Regions from separate parts of the Homo sapiens genome. Here regions 2 and 3 are each linked to region 1. A link is a loop called in an ENCODE intact Hi-C map of the cell type or tissue named here. Cell type or tissue: GM12878. All regions are shown on one strand.

Region 1 (8,000 bases):
CAGACTACAACCTGAGCTCTCTCTCAAGCTGGAGGCCTTTGGCTCAAAGCTTTGGGCATGTTCTGTAGGTCACATGGTGGCATGGATGGATGGATACACTGACCTCCCTTGCTATTGCCCTTACCGTAGAGCTTAGAGACAGCAGCAGGTGACGGGGGAGGGACGCTGTACACTGAGCTGGGTTAGATTTTCATTCCTATCACTTATTAGCTGTGCCACCTAGGTTAGTCACAGGATTCCCAGTTCTCAGTTTCTTCTTCTGTAAAATGGGGATTGGAAAAGGCTAACTGTACCCTACCTCCCATGCAGGAGCTTTGCAGCTCATAAAGTCCAGTGCAAATGCAAGAGATTAGTAGAAAACAATCCTGGGGAAAGAGAAGTGATGGAGGGCATGGACTGGTCCACTCTCCTGCAGTTCTGGGGTCTCCTGGCCCTCTCTGATTGCCCAGTAGATGGGCCAGCCTTCCGCAAGAGAAGGCCTAAAAAGCTTGGTCTGCACATTGTCCCAGGATTCCAACCCCAGCTGGGGTTCCTTCTGATTTTTTTTTTTTTTTGAGATGGAGTTTCACTCTTGTCACCCAGGCTGGAGTGCAGGGGCACAATCTCAGCTCACTGCAACCTCTGCTTCCCAGGTTCAAGCAATTCTCCTGCCTCAGCCTCCCGAGTAGCTGGGACTACAGGTGCCTGCTACCATGCCCGGCTAATTTTTTTTTGTATTTTTATTAGAGACAAGGTTTCACCAGACGAGGTTGGCCAGGCTGGTCTCGAACTCCTGACCTCAGGTGATCCACCTGCCTCAGCCTCCCAAAGTGCTGGGATTACAGGCATGAGCCACCATGCTCGGCTGTTCCTTCTGATCTTAGATGATGTCTTAGTGATTTCACTTACTTTCTATTCCTTAGAAAAAGAACTCAGAATATCCCATGCTAGGGATGTACATGTCTACATCCCTACAGAGGTACAATTCTGGTCACACTGCTCTTACCCTTAAAACCCTTAATTTATCCTAACTTCCCACATGCATAAACTCCAGACTCAACAAGACATATAGTAAGGCCTTTCTTGGTCTGCCTGCCTGCATTTCGAGGCCCATCTTCCCACATCCTCCCCCTACATTCTCCACTACATGTTTTCCCCCAAATAAGCCAAACCCTTTCCCTCAGTGGGCTTGAGAACACCTCTACCTCTCCTTCAACAACAATGAAATAATAATGCAGCTACTCACTGAACACACATACATCACTTTACATATAGCAGGTAGCTCTTAGCCTCATAAGTGAGGCCTTATTTTGCACATTTTACAAATAAGAAAACTGGGACTCAGAGAGGTTAAGTAATGTACCCAAGATCAATTAGTACATGACAATCGTGATTTGAACCCATCTTTCTTGCTGCAAAGCCTGTGATCATCCTCCTCTGCCGGGCTGGTCTCCCTCTTCTTTCTTTTTTCTCTTTCTTTCTTCTTCTTTTTTTTTTTTTTTTGAGACAGAGTTTCTCTCTTGTTGCCCAGGCTGGAGTGCAATGGCACAATCTCAGCTCACTGCAATCTCCACCTCCCGGGTTTAAGTGATTCTCCTGCCTCAGCCTCCCGAGTAGCTGAGATTACAGGCATGCACCACCATGCCTGGCTAATTTTGCATTTTTAGTAGAGACAGGATTTCTCCATGTTGGTCAGGCTGGTCTCGAACTCCCGACCTCAGGTGATCCGCCCGCCTCGGCCTCCCAAAGTGCTGGGATTACAGGCATGAGCCCCCGCACCTGGCTTCCCTCTTCTTTCAAAGTGCAGTTTGAGATTTATTTCCTGGAAACCTGCACTGAACTCTTCATCTCAGCTCTCTGCAACCACCCTGAGTGGGGTGCCTGTGAGTTGCACTAGCAAAGGCTGACACTGATCAAACAGTAACGGCAGCCATGGTCCCCTGTCTTCCTCCCAAGATGTAACTGCTATAGGGCAGGAATCTAGCACCATGCCAGGCACAGAATAGGTGTTAAATGTTAAATAATGGAATGAAAAAGTTAGAAGGGAATTTTCGGGGGAGTATACATTTAGGAATAATCTATGCCCATTTCACATGAGGAAACCCTTCTCACCCATTCCTTGCGAATACTCACACTCATTCCTTAGGAAACAATCTCAATCCTTCTAGATTTTGAGACATTTTGAACTTCCTACATAGTATAGCGCAGTTGATTTTCTTTCCTTTCCTGGTGCTATTTCACGTGAGGCAATGCAGTGCTGTGGTCACAAGTTTTGGGATCAGACCTGGTTCAGTCACTTACGAGTTTGTGACCCTGGAGCCCCAGTTTTCTCATCTGCAAGATGGGAGGATACTACCTACCTCATGGAGTTGATCTGAGGGTTGAAAGAAGTACCTTACCACCTGTGAGACAGCATTATGATTGCTGTTGTGTAGGTTGGGAAATGAAGACAGGAAAGGTGAGGAGCCTTCCCACAGTGGAAAGGGGACGGGAAAGCCTATGGGGGTTGGGGAGCGAGACCTGGGCCAGGCCATCTTATCCCAGATCCTGTGCTGCCTCTGCAGCACCATGAGGTACAGGACCACATGGCTTAACAGACATTCAGTATTTCCCTCATTCCTCAGTGAGGCACCCCTAAAGTCTTTCCAGAATGGACTTCCAAGGGGTGAGTTCTCAGCAGATACCAGCTCCAGCCCGGAGTTGCCCTCACAGGGTCCAGCAGCTAATTCAACCTTTTAGAGCTCTCTGTACTCCCAAGGTTCCGTCTGACCATTCAAAAATGGCTCATTGTCTGGGAATGGTGGCTGAGGCTTGTAATCTAGCACTTTGGGAGTCCGAGGCAGGAGGATTGCTTGAGTCTAGGGCCAGTTACTTGGGAGGCTGGGGTGGGAGGATTGCTTGAGCCCAGGCGGAGAGTGCAGTGAACCCTGATCGCACCACTGCACTCCAGCCTGGGCAACAGAGCAAGACCCTGTCTCAAAAAAAAAAAAGCTCAGCCCTATCCATGCATATGGGACCACTTTGTGTGCTTGGAAATGCCCCCTCCCATAAGGCTTGGGTTTCTCTTGCAAGGGGTGGAGGCACTCCAGTTGCTAAACACCTTTCTTGGGTAGGGGATTGAGGAGACAGGATGCCTTTGGAAGAGCATCCCCTAATGCACAGTTCCATCATCCCTTATAGTATCTGCAGCTCCTCCAGCTCCTGTTTCTATCTGTTACTTCAGGGGCTGAACTCAAATATAGGGATCCAGAAGCAGCAGGGGAGGCCTCTCTGCAGTCTCCTCACTAGGGGGCAGCAGCGGCTACGGGAGGCCTCCCAGCCCTGGGAGGGGGAAGGGAAATGCTGGGCCAGCAGGTGGCAGTGCCCTTCTTGGACCCAAGTAAGGAAAAAGTCCAAGTACCCAGAGAAAGGGAGGGGAAAAAAATCCGTATCCTGTAAAGACCCAGGTTCCACTTGTCCTTGAAGATCCCGCTGAAGGTGTCACACTCCCTCCCTCCAGGAGGCTCCCTGGACCCCTCAGATCCAGATAGGTGATCCTCCTCCATTCCTGCCTCCTGGAGAAAGAATTACACTATCACCTGATGAGTGATACCTGACTCCTCCAGAACCCTTCAGGGCAGGCATTTTATTCATCATTTATTTTAAAAATAACTGGGAGTCAGAAACAGATGCTAAGAGGAGGCACATTCTTCAAGTTTTCTAAAAGAACCCTTTCTACTTTGGATAGGACAAAAATGAGCTTTGGCTGAATGAACTGAGACTAGACATAAGAAGGACTGAGCTGCTGATGAGTTATGAATGGAAGACTAACACGCAGTCTCAAGGCAGGAGAAGAAGAACATGTGCTGTTTTCCTGGGAGTGGGGCAACTGGTGGTGGCTGTGAGAAGGCAGAGCTCTTCAGAGGGGACAGCCAAGAACAGGTAGTCACTGGGGGCCCTATTTAGCCTGAGAATGCAGGAGGGATTGTTTTATGGGGTCCTCCCTGCCCCTCAAGACACCCTTCCGCCCCATCCCCACACCAGGGTGCTAGAGAAGATAGGAATATAGATTTTAATCATTGTGCTGCTGCTATTAACCAGAGTGCAATTAATCCATCTTTTGTGGATTTTGATGCCACAGTGTAAATGAGAGGGTTTCACACAGAAACACTCTGGGGGCCTTCGGTGACAAAAGGGCTAGGCCTCTGGTGGGGAGGGGGTGGCAAAAGGTGAAGTGGAATTAGGAGAGATGTGGGGAGCAGACCCAGGGCTGGGAGACTGCTCCTTCCCCATCACACATGCCCATCAAGGACCCCAAGAGGAAGGGATTCTTCCTGCCATGGCCTGGGCTGTCCAAGTGAGCCTGACTTCCCTTCCAAGGCAGCTGCCTCTAGCTTCATGTCCAATTCTCGCTGAGTAGATGAGGTCCAGGGTAGGCCCACAGTTGACCACCAAATGGTGAAGAGATATAAGCCAAGGGAGAAGAAAGTGGTTTGGAACCCCCAATCATTCTCCATTTTTCATCCTAAGCTACCTTAAAACTAGTTCAGAGCTGGGGAAAGACAGCAACAGCAGTCTATCCTCTCGGTCAGAACTGCTCTACCTGCCTCCTGGAGATGGGGGTGGGGGGAGGTGGGACTCACAGGAGGGAGAGGTAGGAAATATTCCTGTGCCTTTCTTTGCCTGTGCAGTAAGTGAAGACTCTCTTCAGAGTCAGCTCTGCAGCTGGTGGAGTCATCTGTGCCTCTTACAGTTTTCTGAGATTGGTAGGATTTGGAGCTATAGAGAGGTCAACTTAGAGCCCCAAGGCCAGACTCCACTGGTTGCTAACAGGAGCTGACATTCTTGGAAGTAGCCCCGACTGCTTGGACAAGATCATTCCTCATGTTAAGAGTGAAGTGATATGGTCCAGGGCAAAGGTACTGAGCCCAGAGACAGCTAGGAGTCAGAGACACACAGGGCCTCCACTGCGTCACTCAGACCCTGGTTGACACCTCCCACGGCGAGGAGGCAGTTCTTGACGACTATGCTGGAGCAGGCACAGCGGGGTGTGGGCATGGCAGGGAGGATCTCCCATTTGTTCTTCCCTGGGTGGAATGCTTCCGCCGTCTCCAGGACAGTGGGTTGATTCCCTGAAAGTGTCAAGGGAATCAGACCTTACAAAGGAGTCCAACCACCAATCCATGCCCCACGGTCACCCCACCTCCCTCCCTTCGGCACCCACAAGCAGAAGCCAAGCAAGGTCAACTTCCTTGGCTACAGGATTACTCCCTTTACTAAGCCAGTGGCTTTTGTCAAGCAGCCACTTTGTCCCTCCTACCGTCTTCCTGTCTCTTTAAGAGTAAGCTTTCTTTCCCTACCCATTGCTTTTTACCAGAGCTTTCTAGCACACTACTGCCTCACTGCTGCCCTTTCCTAAAAAAGCTACTGACATGGTCTAGTTGACACGGTTCCTTCATGCCTGAGTAAAGTGGGAGTTTGTCCACACTAAGTAGACTTGGGGTACCTGGAAGCCCTGCTGCCTGGATCTCTCTTCCTTGATGATGGGGAACTTCTCGCTTTAGAGTCCCTCCTTCAAAATACTAGTAATCTCTGGCAGAGTTAATACATCAAACCCAAGATTCATCTGTTGAACTTATTTAATCAGATTGCTTTCCTGTTCCACGATTGGGCTGGAACAGGATAAGAGACTGGTCAGAGGAGGACCAAGGCTAATCCCCTCCACAGTTTGTCTCCAGTCATTCCCGTTTAGGGATCTGTGCTCAGTAAGCCTGTGCTGCACGGCTACGGGTGTCCCTTATTCTCTCTGCGTCACAGTTTCCCTGTGTAGGAGGACAGAAAGGCCACACCTGGGGCCCACAGTGGATAGGTAATATCTAGGCTGGAAGAAAGGGAGTGCTTCGAATTTTTTGGAGTATAGTGGTAGGCAGGTGGTCTGCAGGGAGTCAGTACCCTTTCCTGCATATGCAAAGTGCCAAGGATCCACTGAGCACCAGAACCACAATAAATTCCAGCGTGAAAGCGCCATCCTTACCAAGTCCCCCAGCCACTATGACCCGTCCACTCAGAGAGCCAGCCACAAAATCTGCCCGCCGCTTCTTGAGGAAGAACGATCGTTCCATCTTCAGCCATCCCCCTATAGGCCATGGATAATGGTGGGTTATATAGACAGAATAAGATACAGACCACTCCCACCAAATGCAGATTGTGGCCCAAATAGCTTTCACCCTGGGCAGTGTCTTCACTCTATTTATCCTTTATGCTTGGGGAGTACACAGTTCCTCCTGCTGTTTCAAATTCTCTGTGGCTTCCCCCTCTCCCATGCTTGCTGCTCTGTAAGGCATCATCATCCCCTACAATGAATCACCTTGACTTCTGGTTAGGAGGCTAATAGAGGCAGTGAGGGAGGAGTCAGGATCCTTCTGTTTCTCCATCAGTAAAAAGTAAGAAAAATCCCTCTCTGACCTGGTCCTGTGTGAATATTGTAAGAAAAGACAATATAGGTAGAAAAGGGGCTTTGATAAAAACCAACCAAGCAAAAAGGGGACCTATACCAATGAAGGAATTTGATTCCAAGAGTAGCCCTGAGTGGAGAGGGGTGCTGAGACTTCTGAGAAGCTTGCCCAGCTGGGTAAACGGCCCTGGAAGATGGCTGGAATAGGGGTAAGGGATGGGGAGCCAGCCAGAAGGGCAGTGGGCAGCCAGAGCTTCCTGGGGAAGGTGACCAGCTCACCCTGTTCCATGTCGAACACGTCCATCGTCCGCAGGAACTTGGGCTGCCGGTAGAGGCGACCTTGCCGCAGGCCTCCTAGGCTGTACAAGTGGTTGTCCAGGGTCACAAAGCTGGAGAAGGCCCGCTTATAGGGAATGTTGGGAAACTTGGTCCAGGAGCGAGTCTCGATGTCAAAGACCTCGAAAGCGTTGACCGCGTACTTGGACTGTCGTCCCCCTGGGGGCCAGAGCAGGATAGAGGTTGGGCAGAAGGGTTGTCCCTGAGGACAGCGACAGTGAAAAGGGTTTCCCCTTTTGACAGTTACTCATTCATACAGGAAGCTCCCGGTGGGCTGGGCAGTGTGATTATCCCCAGTGCCGAGGAGATGCTCAGCACACAGGCACTGCTTCCTATGGGAACTGAGCCAAGGGAAGGAAGGAGGGTAGGTATAGAACAGTAACCTGTCCTTACCCAGCACGTAGATCTTGGAGCCTCGGAGGAAGGAGGTGGCAGCATATCTCGGGGTGGGCATGGGTGCTAGGGACACCCACATGTCCTTCAGCATGTCATAGTGTTGGAGGTGGTTGTGTGGACGTAGGTCCAGGCCCATCCCGCCTGCCGCATATACTCGGTAATCTAAGAAGAAAGGCCATACATGCCCCTGGCTTAGCTCACAGGTACAGCAAGACAGGCCCACCAGCATCTATTGCCTCCCATGGCCAGGCCAAGCTTTCAACCACTGCTCAGCCAGAGTGAGTCATATCTGTATCAGTGTGGTTGATAGCACCATTCAAAGAAGTTCCTGCTATAGCTAAGCCTGAGAGTCTGTTTCTTTTTTTTTATTTTTATTATTATTATTTTTTTAGATATGGTCTCATTCTGTCATCCAGGCTGGAGTGTGGCATAATCATGGTTCACTGCAACCTTGACCTCCTGGGCTCAAGAGATCTTCCCATCTCAGCCTCCCAAGTAGCTGGGACTACAGGTCCATGCCACCACACCTGACTAATTTTTGTATTTTTTGTAGAGACAGGGTTTTGTCATGTTGCCCAGGCTGGTCTCGAACTCCGGGGCTCAAGCAATCCTCTTGCCTCGACCTTCCAAAGTGCTGGGATTGCAGGTGTGAGCGACTGTGCCCAGCTGCCTGGGTCTTTTGAAGCCATGGTACGACTACACGCCCTAGTCTTCCTTAGTGTCCAGCCCTTTGGCTAAGCCTGAAACACTGCGTGAAGTTTAGGCCTGGAAAACCCTTTGCAGGTCTTATCCCCTTCACTGTCCTCCCTGGGCAGCCAGAGGGGAAGCCAAAGAGGAGAGGTATTCTTTTTTTTTT
Region 2 (8,000 bases), 170 kb after region 1:
CACTGAACCTGTGTGTGTCAAGGAGGCAGTGACTCTTGAGCTGGATTTTGAAGAATGAATAGGAGTTTACTAGGTAAGTGGTGAAGGAGGGAACCTCTCCTATAGATGGGAACATGTGCCAAGGCATGAAGCAGTGAAACATAGTGGTGTGTACAAGAGAAGTACTCATAGTTTGATGTGGCTGGACACAACAAGAGAGGGAGAAAATCAGGATGAGCTGACGAGGGAGGCAGGGGATCCATATGCCATAAGGGAGTCTGTGAATGAGCACAAGGAGGCCCATAGCTCATGAAAATGAACAGAAAATGTTGTGCATATGTGTTTTGATTCCTCAGATTTCATCAGATTCTGAAAGAGGGGTTGGGGACTCAAAGGCCTCCTGTTGGGGAGCTACTGGAAGCAACTGGGCAGAGGAGGAGCCACTGGCAGATTGGCCAGTGGCTAAGGTTAAGGCCTCTCTGGCATCTGTCTGAAGGAGGGGTGTGGGGCCTGGAAGCTAAAGGCCAGTGGGCCAGTGGGGCCTGCGGGTTCAAACCATGGCCTTCTTCCTTGGCCCTGAGCAAGGTCTTTCCCGGTCAGCCACCTCCAGAGCACTTGTCTCCAGGCCCATCCAACAGGCCTCTGGAGCATTTCTAAAAGTCTTCACCAAGATGTTCAACTGGCTCCTCAAGGGCTACCTGGCTACAGCTGAAATCAGCACCTGTGCTTGGCCCATGGCAGATATTGAGTAACTACTTTCAAACTGAACTAAGATCCAACTGTCCAATGAACTCATGAGCTGGGTTTTAGGGTTTGGTTTTAGGTCTTCCTGGGGATCAATCAACTCTCTTGGTCCAAAAGTCTCAAAATTCTTAAGGTTTCCTGAAAAGAAAATCTACGGTTCCTATCCCTATCTATTAGTTGAGAAATAATTTCATTACATTTCACTATAATCCAAGTAGGAGTCTTTGACCCCATTCTCTAGGTGAGCAAACAGAGACCCAGGGGTAAAGAATGGGCTTAGAAAGCCCAGGTAAACCAGCTGTCTCTCCTCTCCCACCCTGCATACGGGTCCTCTCAGTGGCCCACCCCAGCCAGTGTGGCCTGCAGCCTCACCCCAAAGACTCTTCTAGTCTTGTTCCTAAGGACCACTTTCCCATTTACACCAGCTTTGTGTGGTGATTCTGTTGTCATGGCAATGCATCAACCTGAAGGGGGTGGGGTGTGTGTGTGTGTGTGTGTGTGTGTAAGTTTGGAAGGCACCGCTGGATGTAGTGGTGGGGTTCTAATTGGTTTGATAGTTGCTAGGGTCAACTGGTCTGTGATTGGCTGACTCTATTTATGGGTCCACCCTGTCCTAGAACCCTCTGGGGATGCAGCTGTTGCCTCATCTGAAGTCTAGAATGGTGTGTGTGTGTGCGTGCATGTGCATGCACATGTGTAAACACATGCATAAATGCACACATGCCTGTACTTTCACCACAAATAGCGAAGGGAGGATATGACACTTGGTGAAGTGATAAAGCAGAAAGTCCCAGGCTCTCTGCTGGAATCACACTGCTACAGGTAAATGATATTTTTCTCCTAATCATCCCCACTTCTCATAAATCACTGGAAAACAATGGCCTAGGTTTAGCCAGAGGAGGAGTAAGAATTGGCTCAGTCTAGCCAAGTCCTGCTGTCCCAATGACTCACAGACCTCTAACTAGCTAGGCCATAATGGGTCAGTCCATCTTCAGGTCTCTGCTGCCAATCTCCCTCCTGCCTGCCAAGGGCAGGCTGTTGAGGTGAGTTTCTCTGTTCTCACTTAGCTTCTCATTTCTCATGTCTTTACTTGATTCCTGGAACCCTAAAAAGGGCCCTCTGGACAAACACTAATGATCTCATACACATGCAGGTCGTTCTACAGTGTGCAAAGCACTTTCACAGTCACCTTTGCATTTAGTTCTCCCATCCTGAAAGATAGGTATTCACACTATTCCCCTTTTGCTATAGAGGAAAACAGAGGCCCAGAGAAACAAAGTGATTTCTGCACCTTAGGGGCGGAGTCAAGTCTCCGGCCTCCCAAATGTCCCTGCAGTGCTTTCAGAGACTGTGCCTGCTCGGATATAGGGCCAGAGGGGAAGGGAGCCCCTGACAATGTGCAGAAAAGAGATTCTCTGTTGGCTGAACTCTCCCTGTCTGGATGCTGTGCCTCCCAGGGGAAAGTGGGGCGGGCTTGAACTTTGGTTTTTCAGATGCTATTCAAATGCACTGCCCACACAGTCTGCGAGGGAGAGCTGTTTCCAGCTTCCCTGCTCAGCCCTCAGGCACCCAGGGACGCCTGTCCTATCTGCAGAGCAGTGGCATGTCACTGGCAGCGAGGAGGAGACAGGAGCAGAGTGGGCAGTGGGCTGAGCTGCTGCTGGGGCCACCATTGTCATGCTGCTCAGGCCTGCCAGCATTACACTGCTACATGGCTAGGGTGACCAGGGCCTCCCGGGGATGCCACAGATCCATTAGACTAGCAGAGGGGAAGGGGGCTGCAGGACCCACAGGGGATGGGCCCCAGGGGCTGGGGTGCCAGGGAAACCCCCAGCTGAGGGTCTGTTGTCTGTCCCTCTGCAAGGAGGGAGTTAATGGGCTGCAGAAAAGAGAAACAGCATTGATTGGGTGCCAAGTTTACATCCTATTGAAACCTCACAACAGCCCCATGAGAGAGGGACTATTACCATCTCCATGTTATGGACAGGAAAGGAAGTCAGATATGTCAGTAACTGCCCAAGGTCACACAGTTTACATGGCTTTAAAGCTCAAAGTATTGCTTGGTAAGGCAGCAGGGAAGGAGCCCCTCCTTAGTGGAAGTCCTAGGTAGTGCTGCTTCTACTGTGTTTGGCTTATTGCAAGATGCACAGAAAGAAAGTTGGCATCGGAGGGCAGGGGACACCAAGGGGTTCAGAGGGAATTTTTGAAATGGTACAGATGAGAAGCAGAAAAATTAGGCTGACCCAAAGAGCACACATACACAGGCCACTGATGTGTATGACTGGGTATCATGGACTCCCTATCCAGCTAGTAAGCCCTGCCCAGGGTCACTCTTATCTGGTTCCCCCCTCCCACCTCCCATCTGCACTTGCCCTTTCCTGGGGTGGCCAAAGCTTGTTGTGCCATTCTCTGGGCTCCATATAGATGCCCACCTGCAGTTCATCCTCTTCCTTCAACCCTGAGAACCAAGACGATGCTTCAAAACTGAAGCTTTCAGAGATTCTGAAGCAATCCCATGTGGTGGTGGTGGGGCAGGGGGTGATGTGACAGGCTCTGAGCAGGTGGCTGGCCCTACATCATTTCAGCTGTCATCTCTCCTCTGTGGAGCTGTCCCAAATTCTCTTGGGCAGAGTTAAGGGCTTCTTCCTCTGCTCAGCCCATATTGCCTTGGTAGGTGACTGCCTCTGCATATCTTTCTCCACCTGAACAGTGAACTACATGAGAATAGGAACTGAGACTTAAAATCATCTATCCAATGCAAGGATCCAGTATAGTCCTTGTCACATAGCAGGTGTTCAATAAATGTTTGTTGAATGCATGAATGATGGTAATTATATTTACTATCTATTGAGTTCTCCATTATGAGCCAAGTCCTATGCCAGGCCCTTAGCATACATTACCCTAATATGTACAACAACCATACAAGATTGATTTTAGCAACTTTGTTCTACAGATGGCCTCAGAAAGCTTAGTTCGCTTGCCCAAGTTCACAGAGCAATCTAAGGAGGTGCTGGGAATCAAGGCTCACTTAAGAAGCTCCAAGGTCCCACTCAGCCTATCACATCAGTGCTTCTAATCTTGACACTGTTGGCTCCCTTATCTTCTAGAATCCAATAGTCACAAGGCTCCATGACCCTGTCTCCTACCTATCTCTCAAATCAGTTCCCTCCTCTCCTCCCTGCTGCCGCTGTGTGGTCTAAGCTCATTCTCATTTTCCACTAGGATCAGCCTCCACGTTGGGGGTCTTCAGGACCCAGCACCTGCCTGCCTCTACAGTGTCACCTCCACCCCAGACTTTAAGTTCTGACCTCATGGAACTGTGGGTCCATATTCTGTCACCCCTGCACTCTGCACAAGGGATTACCCCTCCTGGAAAAAACAGGGAAAATCCTTCCTCCTCTCTCTTGTCCCCTCATCCTGTAACCCTCACCTCAAGCAGAATAGCTCCTCCCAGGCATCCGTAACACTAAGCCTCCTCCTATAGCATCCTAACTGTTTGCTTCCCTGCCGCATTACACCAAGAGCTTCTTGAAGGCAGGGACTGGGTTATACTCATCTTATGTGCCCAGAGCCCTGGCTATCATTTGGCACATAAGAGATGTTGAGAAAGTGTTTGTGGAGACCTCTTGACTTCACCCCCCTAGTTCCTTGAAATTCTACCCTTTGGCCCCACTCTCTCTAATCCGCCAGTAAACAGTTCCTTGGCCATAGTCCTTCTCCCTTTCCCTCCCTGCCCCTTCCAAACCTCTTTATGGCCTCCTGCTCCCCAGGCTTCTCACCATCCACTGGACTACAGAGCCAGGAGGTTGCTGCACACCTAAAGGCTCTGGATCCATGCACCCCGACAACACTTGGCAGTTTCATTTTTAGGAAGTGCTGTGCCCAGGAAATCTGCATGCCTTGGCAGAGAAAGCGAGGTAAAAAAAAAAAAAAGAGTTGGGAGGCCCTCTGTGAGATGTCAACTACCCACAGGTCACTTTCATGCATGGGCCCAGTGTCTTCCTTCATTCTCCTGTCTCCAGCTGACAGTGGGACCTCAGGCCCATGTCTTCCAGAAGGAAACTGTTCTATTCTCAACAACTCACAGTCCCCAGGGAAAGGGTTCAGGTAGAAGCACATGTACACTGTGGAGCACCCCCTCCTAAGGAGACTTTCCCTGTGGGAGACCCCAGACTGCAGCAGCCAAGCCCTCTGGTAGGGCAGGGGACACAGACTGCCTTGATGAGGTGCCATAGAGCCAAGGCACACCTCCTCTCCTCACAGCCCTCAGGAGGAAGCAGAGATGAGAGGGGCCTGGCGGTGGGGCACTGTGCCCTTCACCCCCATCCCCAGATTTTTGTTTTGTTTTTTTTTTTGATCCTTGAAGTCAGATGATGTGGGTGCAATGGCCATTGGCCTGAGTTCTAATCATGGCTCGCCATGAACTCTTGTGGCACTTTAGGCCAGTTCAATTGCTTTGCTGGGCCTCAGTTTCCCCTTCTGTAAAATGAGAGTGCCACTAGCTGAACTAGCCATTCTGTAACCCTTCTTGGATGATTCTCAAATATCCTGTGGAGTTTAATTCCAAAAGGACAAGTTGAATTATCCTTCGGGGAGGGAAATGTGAATGATGGCTGGTAACAAGGGCTTCATTCAGGTCCTGGAGAGGTGGGAACTTTGTCCGGAAAGGTAAGTGACAAGTCCCACTGGATAGGGTAGAAGGGGAGCCCGAGGGCTACTATTGTCAAGAAAATGACCACCAAAATCTGTCCATGCACATTCGTTCCTAGGGCGCCAGGTACAGGGAGGTACCTAGGAGAGGTAGGAGCACCGCTTTTAGAGACAGGCAGGCACTCTCAGTGTACCCCTGGCGCCTTGGTGTCCTGGGGTGATCCAGTCCAGAAGGCCTCATCCCCTAGCCAAGGCTCTCAGGGCCGGTTTTAGAAACGAAACAGGAAGAGGCACTTGGACCCTGGTTCCCAGAGTGGGAGAAAGGGGTGGGCACCCGGGCAGAGGGAGCCCTGGGGATTGGTAGCGGCTGTGGGCAGGGCGGGAGGGCCGGGGGCGGAGTCAACTTGTACATGTGAAAAACTCTGGCGGGGGCCGGGCATTTTCCTTCCTCCTCCTCCTCCTCCTCCTCCTCCCTCCTCTTCCCCACCTTCCTCCACTCCCTCCCTTCCCCTCCCCTTCTACCTCCTCCTCGGCCAGCTCAGGTTGCAGCTTCTCTGGGGAACTGCTCACCTTTCCGGAGCAGGGGAAGCTGCCCCGTGCCCGGGAGGGAGCGGGCGCACCGCGGCCCCCAGGACACGCGCTGTGAGTCCCGCGGGCGGTGCGCCTGGGAGGAAGGGGGAGGTCGGAGGAGCGGGCACCGCGGCGCCGGGTATAAGGAGCAAAGGTAAGCGGAACGGCTCTTAAAGGCGCAGTTTTGCTTTTGCCCTGAGGCGAGAGGTTGGAGGGAAATACCGGAGCGGCGAGGGGAGAGCAGAGATCACGAGGCGTGATCTGTGTGATACTGTGTTGTGTGTTGAGGGGTGGGGGGTGCCCTCGAAAGGCCACTCGTAAGTTCCAGGTGCTTGAGAGGGAGGGTTATTTTGCAATCTCAGACCCCGCGCCCCCTTAGGGAGTCTCCATCTGGGATCACTTTGGCCCCTGGGCTCCCGTCTGAACCCTACAAAGCAAAGTTTTCCACCCAGTCCGGAACCAGGCGCTTTCTAAGCTCCCTTCATTCTGGGAAGGGCAAGGGTCAGGAGTCTCCAGGGACCAAAGGACCCGAGAGTGTGGGGCCACATCGCTGCCTTGAAGGGCTTCCTGGGCTCTGGTGAACTTTCCAGAGCGGCAGGCAGGGGGTGGGAGGCCGGAGCCCTGGGAAGAACGTGGAAGGACACGTGAAGCCCTGCAGGTCCCAGTTCTGGGGGAGGCAGGGGTCTGGGGAATGCTGCTGCTTCTCTCTTTCCACCCCGGAAGACCAAAGGGGCAGTGCCCCCCTCCACCCCTCATCAACAGGCGACAGAGGGTTAATGCAGCAGAGGGAAAGGAGGCTGGGTGGGGCCGGGGGGAGTGGGCGGTGACCTGTTGGGCTAAGGAGATGTGCCTTGAGGATTCTGCTGTAGTTGAGGGACACCATCAGGAATCTGAAATCCAAAATCGGGTCTGGACTGGAGGCCTCTGTTTTCGCCCTGTGGGGGGCGGGGATTCCCTGAAGGTGTCTGCAGACCTTGTGCTGGGTGGGAGTTGGGCTGCAGAAACAGTGAGGGGTTTTCTGTGCTGCAGGGTCAGCACCCTCCTAGGCACCAGCCCTGCCTCTCTTCATTCTCTCTGGGCACCTCCCGGCAGTCGGGGTGGGAGGATTGACACTGTGGGAGTGAGAGGCCCTGGAACCTCTTCCGCGCTATCTGCTACTGTCTCCCCTTCTTCCCCACCCCTAGCCCAGCCCTCGGCAGTTCCCCAGCTGTAGCCTGGGCCCTGTGACTCACTAACACCACCGGCTTGCCCCTCCTGTGTCAGCACCCAGTGAGCTTCGGCATGTTCGCGTGGCATTCCCCACCCGGGCATGGGCATGCAGCACATTCCTGGACACGGGCCTGAGAGGATGCCTGGAGCGCCTGGTGGACTGGCACGTCCTCAGAGATCCCCTGCCTTTAGCCTGGCCTTGGGAGGGGCCTGGGAAAACGGTGCTGAGGGTGCTGAGGGTCGGTGGAGTACAGGGCGACACTGGCTCCAGGTCCGGGTTTGCATCCTGAAGGCGTTCCAGAGAGAGGGTCACCTTGCCACAGCAAAGCTGCTATCTCGGGTTACCCTTTCCCAGCCACCTCTTGTGCAGCTGAGGAGGCTGTGGGGCTGACCCCTCCCCCACCCTTAATCTGGGGTGTACCTGACCATTGGGTTCCCAGGACTCTCCCCACTGGGTCCCCAGGACTCTCCCCATACCCTGCCAGGAGAATGGAAGAAGCTCTCCACGCGTGCCAGAAGAAGTTCTTCCCAAACTTATCGGGGGTGCCAGAGGCAGAGTAGACAAGCCTTAGTGGCCACCATTTGTTGAATATCTACTGTGCGCCAAGCAGTGCGTCACAACTTTATGAAGTAGGTATTATTATCATCCCCATTTTACAGGTGAAGAAACTGAGTCTCTGAGAGACCAACTTTTCCAAGGTCACACAGAGGTGGGATCCAGCCCACTTCCGTCTGACCCCAAGCCCCTGCTGTTAACCCCTGCCCCATTGTGGGGAGGTTCCGGCCCACTCTGGAGTTCTCTGGTCTGCGTCAGTCCTCAGGAGAAGAAAGAATGGGGGTGATGCTCC
Region 3 (8,000 bases), 100 kb after region 1:
CTTTATAATGCGTGCCTTCCTGTGAGGTAGGGAGGAAATGGGACTCATCGCCACCTGTTATGGAGGAGGCTGGGAGAGAGGAGGCAATTTGCCAAGGTCAGGAGTCAGTCATGGCAGAACACTGGGGGGCTGTGGCTCTCCATCCAGAAACAATCACCAGCACATTCCACCACCAGCACATCTCCAGCCACTGGGCAAAATGCATATTCAGTCTGTAGACAGGACAAACTCCAGCCTGAGGCACTTCCCCTTGCAGAAGGCAAGGAATGAGGTGGGGTGGTTTGATCAGCATGGAGATGAGCACATGAGGAGCTGTGCAAAGGGAAGCCCATGGGTTACATAACTGGAGCAGAGCGCCAGTCCTTGAGATCTCTTCTAGAATCACTTGAGCATCTATCTGCAGGTGGTTGTGGTGGTGGTGGTGGTGATGCTGTGTGTATGTGACAGAGAGAAAGTGAGAACGTACATAAGAGTGGCGCCTGTGATGGCCTAGACAGGACCTGGAGTCAGAGTCTAGGCCAACTGACTTACTCCCCTTGGGCCTGGCTGTAGGAGGGAAGAGAGGCAGAACTGCAAGGAGTCCTGGGCCCTGGCTAGGGGAAGATTCTAGCAGAAGCTCTGGGTGACTTGCCTTTCCCTCTCACTCCCCCTCTCACTTCTCAGAGCCACCATACCACTTCCATCCACCCTCCAGATATGTCTGTTGTCTGCACGGAGTGCATCTGTGAGGGCAGAGGAAACCTGCGACCCTCTGGTTCCACAACCCTATGCCCCACTGAGGCTCAACTTCCCAGACTCACAGAGCCCTGGACTCCAAAGGAGACTTAAGAGGAAATTTATGTAATCCCCTATTTATAGTTGAGGAACCTGAGTCTCAGAAATAAGACATGACTAGTCTAAGGTCACATAGGTCATTAGTTTCCAAGCAGGGCTAGAAGCCAGGAGACCTGGCTCCCAGCTCAGTGCTCCTTGCATCCCACTCTAACACTTCATGTGTATTTCAGTTAGTTAATTATTGCTCTTTTTTTTTCCTAAAAATAACAATCTCCCTATATATTTCTATGAACCCATATGCTACATGCAAAAAGCCCTTCCCTGGGAGCAGAGAAGGAAATGACATTCTGATAAAAAGGTTTCAACCTGAGACAAGAAGCCCCTTGGGTCCTGTGGGCCAGGGTCCTAGGCAACACTCAAGTCACAAGGACCCCAAGCACCCTTCACACTTCTTGATCTTCCATTCAGCAGCCTGAAGCCCAAGAGGGAAAATGGCCATGGGAAGTCCTCGCTTTACAGATGGGGAAAACTGGCCCCCTCACCCATCTGCAAGGAGGAATCAGTGCCACGCAGCAAGAACAAGAGGCCTGATCTCCTCCACAGAATCATCTACCCATGTGCCCCTCCCTCACCCCAAGAGCTCAGGGCCCCCACCTCAAGGTGGAGTCTCTGGGAGAGAACCATGGAGAGAGGATGGGAAGGCAGGGCAGCCAGGCCAACCCTAGAAGGAGCAGAAGCCTGGCCCGAAGTCAGAGGCCCAGGGCGCAGGGTCTGCGAATGCTGGGGCTGCTTTGGCCTTTCCCTATTCCCTGGGCTCATCCAAGGGCCTAGAGGAGGGCACAGGTGTCCAGACTGCTTCCTGAGATGCTAAAAGGAGCAAAGTCCCCATTTTCCTGAGAAGGAAACTGAGGGACAATAGAATGTGGGGTTGGGGTGTGCCTGGCTAGAAGCTGCTACCTCCTGCTCAGACAATTCCAGCTGCAGTGCTGGCCCCAACCTCAGCCCTGGGTGAAGAAGGGGCTGCCGGCTTGGAGGCAGAGGACAACTGGACCTCCACTCAGAACACTTTGACCTTGGGACCCCACCCATGTTCCCAAAGCCAGGGCTCAAGATATCTAGTATCCCTCTGGAGCCAAGGGAGTTCTCCCGGGGGAGGAAGCTCTCTGGATGGGCTCACTGCCAAACCCCTGCAGCTGCAATCCCTGCCAAGGCCTGAGAGGCGCACAAGGGGAAAGCTCTCCTCGGCCACCCGCTCCCCAGGACGTACTTTCTCCACTTTCCTAACCTTTCCTCCTGGTGAGCCTGTGTGGTCAGGACATAACACCCAATATCTCTGAGTCTCCGGGGATACAATTTCATCCTCTGCCACAGAAGTGACTTTTCTAGGATTGCAGCCTCGCAGGTGACCGCTAGGGAAACACATGCCCTCCAGGAGGCTCTCTGGCCTCTGTATCAAGGTAACTTTTTCTGCCCATCTCTTTGCCTCACCCAAGGCCTCTACTATCCAAGAGGACAAAGAACCAGGGAGTTTTTCTTCTGTCCTTTGTGACCCCACTGGCCTTTATTGCTGAATCTTGCTGTTCCCTTGAGGGAAGGACTTCTGTTTATAATTCTTTGGATATAAAAGGAAATAACAGATTGTAGAAGGTGGGGGCTAGGAGGTAGGGGCAAAGGAAGGGGTTGGAGGATGGGAGGAGGAACTCAAGCTGTGCTCAAGCCTCATAAAGACAACCTGAATCCCACCCAATCTGCCCAAAGCCCAGGAAAGGCCCCTGAGTGTGGGCATGAGCTGGGCAGGCAGAGGCTGCCAGCATAGAATGTGCCCTTGCTTCTCCCAGGTTTTGGGCGAACCAGCCGAGGAAGACTTTTGCCCTCCCTAGTTGCCCAGAGAGGCCCACATTCCAAGGAAAGGGGAGCCCTGACTCTCCTATCTTGGGGCCTTGCCCTCTCTACCCAGGTCACCTGTTTACCTGTCAGAAGGGCTATTCTGTCCCTGGGGAGCTAGAGGGGGTCTGACTTTGCTCCTTGGCTGAGCTGCTCCCTGATGAGGGAGAACAGGCTTACAGAATCTGCCTGAAGCATCTCTGCTGCTGGCATTCGTCTCTGCCTGTCTTCTAGCCCCGGAGAACTCCAGGATTAAAGACAAAAGGCTAAGTTATACCAAAATGAAGGGAGAGAGGAAGGAAGGAAGAAGGAAAGAGGGAAGGAAATGCTTTTTTCTTTTGCTTCCTACCTCCTGGAAATGGGCTGGGGGTAAGGGCAGAGGCTGAAGCTGGAAGGTTGGCGGGGGTGGGGGATGAGGGAAAAAGTCGAGGAAGGTCCTAGAGGTCCCCCCACCCTAAGAGTTTCCACTGAAGGCACCACATATGAACGCAGTCCCCTCTATGGCTTCTGAGGAGAGAAGAAAAAGGCAGGGGAGACAGGAGAATCAAGGGAGGGCACGGCTCAGTCCAGGAAAGGGGTCCCTCAGTCTGGCCACGGCAAGACAGTCCCTGAGGAGGGGAGTCAGGGCCTGGGGAACAGGCCTCCCCACATCTGTGATGCTGGCAAGGAGGCACAGGCATCATGAACACGGGTGGGTCAGGGCCGGGGCTGGAGGAAACACTGCTTTCTGGAGAGCAAGAACAGAGGGAGCCACGGAGCCACTGGCCACCTCTGCCTTCCTCCTCACTGGGCTGGCCACCTCAGGCCTGGCCCCACCTGGCCCAGGAGGATGCTGGCAGGGGGCTGGAAAAGGATTCTTGCCCCAGGTCCTGGAATCCCAGGAGAGTCTCACACTTCCGCCCTGGAGGCCTTCTCCAGGGTCAGGGCTGCTGGAAGTTCTCTGCTAGAGCAGCCAGTTTCCCATTTAGCAACAGCTCTCCTAGCCCAAGGCGGCACATGCCTCATGCGGTTACCCTGAGAAGAGTCCCCCGAAGCTCTCAGGGCAGGAAAGAAGTTTCACTCCTTGGCCTCCCTGGGGCTTCTCAGTCTCTGGAAGGCATGCGGCAGGTCCTGGGGTTCCCCCTTGTGTGGCTGGGGCCTCTCTCCAAGGAGGTCTGAGAATTGGAAGCTAATGGGTGTGGGCATGAGGAGGATGAGAGGCACACAGGAGGCTGATGCCCTCGGGTGAGAGTCAGGCTGAGAAGAGCACTGGCTAAATCAAGACTTAAGATACACACACGGCTTCCTGCTCCAAGCCCCAGCCAGAAGCAGGCACCATCAGGCCTGGGACCTGCTGGGGGCTTGATGGAGGGGCCCTGGTTCTGATCACACCGCCGTCTCCCGCTCTCTGTGAACTTCCTCCTTCTTCCTCTTCATTTTGCAGAAGCCGTGGAGACCACAGAAGCAGGCGAAAGTGAACTGGGGCATGCCCTACGCCAGGCTGGGGGAACACTCACCAGAGATCTGCAGGGAAAGGCAGGGGAGGGAGAGGGGGCAGGAGAAAGGCAGGAAGAGAGAAGCAAGCTGGGGTTAATGCTCCCAGAACCCTCTGGGTCTGGCCCAGTCATTGCCACTCCCTGAGGCGGCCCGCTAGGTCTCTCACACCGGCTGGGGGAGGAGTCAAGCCTCTAAACAACAGCTCTTTGAAACCTCAGTGTTTCCTGATCTGTGTGGAGCTGATGTCATTCCTCACATTGGAGACAGGGTGAGTCCAAGGGAGGAAAGAGAATGCCCAGCTGCTGCCTCCTTTTTTCCCCTCCCACCCGCTCTGCCCCACCTCATCACCATATACCTGTGGTTGGGGAACAGGAAGCAAGCTGGCTTAAAATAGCCTCCGGCTTGTGCCACCTTACACCAGGTTCTAGCTGGGGGCTTCCACTCGCTTCTGCAGGTTGCACACACGACAGGCCCTCCTCCATCCAAATGCGGACCCCTTCATCCAGTGTAGCTTTACTTTGACACCTGGGACCGAGTCAGATTCCTCCCTTCCTTAACAACCCCAAGTTGTCTGACACCCTAGGAAAGCCTATAGGGAGCAATTATACCCTTCCTTTGACTGCTCAGGGCAATGCAAATCCCATCCTCACCATGCAGAGAAGAGACAGCAAAGAGGGTTCTTTTAGCCAACAGGCTCTTTTATTTAGCACCTATGCTGGGCAAAGGGTTGAGAGGTAGATACAAAAGGGTAAAGACATGGTTTCTTCCCTGGCACATAAGTCTGAGGTAGAGGCTGAGGCTGGATCTGCCCCAGCTGGACACGCTGTCCCCCACCTCTGGCTGACCCGGCCCTCAGCAGGAGCCAGGGGCCGCTCTGGTATCTGTTGCAGTCTGGCTGGGGAAGAGAGGGAGCTTCAGGAGCTCAGCTTCAGTCTGCAAGAGTATCCCTTTCTCCAAAGGCTCATTTAGGTTTCCCTAGCCTTAACCACCTGCAGATTTTTCCAGTTCACCTCTCTGCCCTTCCTCTGCCCCTGGGCCTATGGAAAGGGAGCAGAAGTGCACTCAAGCCACTCAAGCGGAGAAGCTGAGAACAAAGGAAGGAAAGCGCCCTGCGTGGAGGTCAGGCCGGGGCCTGGTCTGAATCACTCCTCTCTCCAGGAAGAACATGGGGGCAAGCAGGTGAGTGAAGCCCAAGTGCTGCGGGGAAGGAGGGAGGCACAGGGCTATGCGGAAGGGGTTTGGAATAGGGAAGCATGAGGCGCCTCCCTTCTCCAGCCCCTCAAGCAATAGAGATTGCATAGGATGTCCTGGGTTACCCCAGCAAGGCACATGTGCAAAGTGGTTTCACTGCCTTTGAGGAATGTGGCATGGCCCAGATGGTGGCTCTCTGGACAGTTCCACTGGTCTGGACAACCTTGCCCTTTTGGAAAAACTTCCTTCGTGTTTCTCCAGACAGAGCCAAGGCCCACACCAAGCACAGTGCCCGGTGGATCCAAGTCCTGTCAAGATTCTCCCCTCCCTCAGCCTCTCAGCGTCCCGGTAATACAGCTAATAGCTGTAATTAATAGGTGCAATGCATTTCCACTGGCCAGCTGGATGGGCAGGAGGCCCAGCTTGAGTCAGCATGGGTAGGTAGGCTGGTTATTTAATAACCCGATTTCCAGCATCATTTACACACCCACTCTGGTGGAGTATATATAGTTAGCAGAGAGCAACCTCCAGGATATATATAGAGCCAAGACACAACTACTATATTTCTAGATCTATCCCCTGCAGCTATCTCTGGATCCCTCCTGTGACAAACCTAGAGAGAGACGGGGATCCAATCTGGGACTTAGGTGGCCTGGGTTCTATTCCTGGCTCTGATGCTAACATGCTGTGTCATCCTAAGCAAGTGGCTACATCTCTCTGGGCCTTCATTACCTCATTTCAGTGTACCAGGAGATTAGGCAAGATTTAACACTAAGACCCCAAACCTAAGGGGCTGGAATCCTAACTTGATCCGGAAGGAGGGAGGGAGGGCAGGTGGATTCCCGTGTAATCAGTTATTGTCACACGTGCACTTCTCTTGCTGGGGATATAAGTCAAGGGTATGATCAACAAAGCAGTCCCATGATTATTGAAAAATACATGGGGAGAAATTGACAGGCACAACAAGGCTAATCTGGGAAGGAACTCCCAACTAAAACAAGCCAGGCAGGTAGCAGCCCCACAAACAGGTCAAGGTGCAGCTCAGGGTCTCTGGCCCCAGAGTGCATCGATCCCCTTTCCTTTTCACCCCACTTCCTTTTCAATGACTGTTCTTTCTTAAAAACAGCAGAATATACCCCCTTAAATGACCCGTTCCTCCCCAGGGTCCTTTGGGGAATTTAAGAAAATCCTGGCTTTTTTTGCTCAGCTTGTCACTGTAGGGAAGGATGGGGAGTGAGGTCACAGGAACCAGAACCTACACATCAGAGGAAAGGAGAGCTAATGAAGCTGGCCAGGAGCTGGGCTAGGGGCTGTAGCCTGGCTCCCGAGAGGTGTTCGAGGGCTGGCTGCCTCAGTGGGATTCCTGGGTCCTTGTATCTAAGAGTAGAAAGTATCATAAACAGGGCCTGGTTATTCTGCTCAGATCTTTGCTCTAAAGTGCTCTGGTTATCCTTCCTCTTCTCTAACAGGGTCTCTAAAAGGGTCCTCACTGTAAGGTGCACAACTCCATGCCCCGGAGGCTGCCTGGGCTCTGTCTGCAGCATGCAGATTGCCGGGCCAGCCCCTGAAGTGGGGGGACATGGGGCAGAGAATTCCAACCCATTTCCGTATCCCTGCCCGCTGTGAACCCCACTCCTCCCTCAGAGTCCCCAGCAGCAGGTACCTGGGGAGTCCCTCTGCCAGGCTGTGGTCTCTGCTCCTCTCTGCTTTGCTCGAGCAGGAGTCCTGTCGACTCTCTTCCCTGACTTTACCCCTTCACCCTTGGCAGAGGGCTCCAGTACCAGCTGGAGGCTCCCTGAAGTCAGGTCCCCTTGCTGCGTCTATTTGAGGGGGAGGAGTCTGGACTAGCACCTGGGTCCACTCCCCACTCATCAGAGCTCATCATGGGAACTCCCCTCCCATCCTCCCCCTCCTTTTCCATGCCCATAGTCCAGGAGGGACTAAGGAATGGAAAAACAGCCCCCAGAAAAACAGAAGCCCAGAATAGGATGGAGAGGCAGGGTGGACACTGGACAAACCTCCTGCTACCACACAGTTGGCTGCATCTGACTGCAAGCTGTTGGCCCTGGCTTCTTCCCCATCCTCCTCTCTGGCTTTTTCCCAGCTCAGGTCCAAGATGGTTTACGGTCTGGGGGCACAGACGATGCCCTGCCCAGCCAGCTTTGTGGGAGCCAAGCAGAAGAGATGCCAATCCATAGAGCATCCGTCCTCCCCCACCACTAGGAGGTTCCTCGGCCTCCCTGCTGATCCTTTCCCTTGGCCTGACCCCCACATCTCTCTGTGCCAGATACTCTCCTGGGGTCCTCCAACCCTTGCACCTCTGGCAAAAATGGGGCAGTGAGTCAGAGACAGCATGAACATGTGGAAGAACCAAGAGAAAGAGGAGACTCAGAGCAGGCCAGAAAGTAAGATAAAGAGAAATCCAGGGCCCCAGGCTTGCAGACCACAAACTCCTAGGTGTCTCGAATTTTGGCAATGTCCTTCATCAGAGTGGGCGGCAGCGGGGGTGGAAGGCTAGGAAGCTATTTAAAAGTGCTGGGGCATGCCAGCAATTCTCTGATAAACAAGAAGAGGGATATTGCGCCCCCCACGACCCATCCCTTCATCTCCCAAGGCAGAGAGCAGAGGCACTCTCAGCAAGGCAACCCCCACCTTAACTCCCCGCCACCCCCCAC

Evidence for each region. Peaks named below come from ENCODE experiments on the same cell type or tissue, not always from the same donor. Only the 100,000 strongest peaks of a DNase experiment are listed, where the experiment ranks them.
Region 2: a loop joins it to region 1, with 2.3 times the contacts of the local background. A loop is called at or near these places in 2 of 110 quality-filtered maps.
Region 3: a loop joins it to region 1, with 2.3 times the contacts of the local background. A loop is called at or near these places in 13 of 110 quality-filtered maps.

The regions. Positions count from the first base shown.
Region 1 is chr1:205,332,503-205,340,502 of GRCh38, forward strand. It overlaps KLHDC8A (kelch domain containing 8A), which reads right to left. Exons shown (of 6, transcript NM_018203.3): 3 at 7,142-7,306; 4 at 6,692-6,907; 5 at 5,993-6,094; 6 at 3,559-5,090. The coding sequence ends at 4,897. Among named protein-coding and RNA genes, the nearest start is that of NUAK2, 15 kb to the left of the region's middle. RefSeq lists a silencer at 7,428-7,477. In GM12878, a CTCF peak has its summit at 3,291 (motif pointing right); a DNase peak (open chromatin) is centred at 7,459; H3K27me3 peaks cover 160 bases.
Region 2 is chr1:205,498,782-205,506,781 of GRCh38, forward strand. It overlaps CDK18 (cyclin dependent kinase 18), which reads left to right and starts at 5,888. Exons shown (of 16, transcript NM_212502.3): 1 at 5,888-6,015. RefSeq lists an enhancer at 7,812-8,000. In GM12878, no CTCF peak of the experiment used is centred here; no DNase peak of the experiment used is centred here; H3K4me3 peaks cover 519 bases; H3K27me3 peaks cover 662 bases.
Region 3 is chr1:205,436,902-205,444,901 of GRCh38, forward strand. BLACAT1 (BLACAT1 overlapping LEMD1 locus) reads right to left here. Exons shown (of 2, transcript NM_001397426.2): 2 at 1-4,161. The coding sequence starts at 4,125. The coding sequence ends at 4,024. It also overlaps a transcript of LEMD1 not described here. Among named protein-coding and RNA genes, the nearest start is that of MIR135B, 7.5 kb to the right of the region's middle. RefSeq lists enhancers at 1,174-1,755, 2,918-3,497, 3,498-4,079, 4,481-4,600, 6,321-6,833. In GM12878, no CTCF peak of the experiment used is centred here; DNase peaks (open chromatin) are centred at 3,680, 3,920 and 4,310; H3K4me3 peaks cover 1,279 bases; H3K27ac peaks cover 1,104 bases; H3K27me3 peaks cover 163 bases.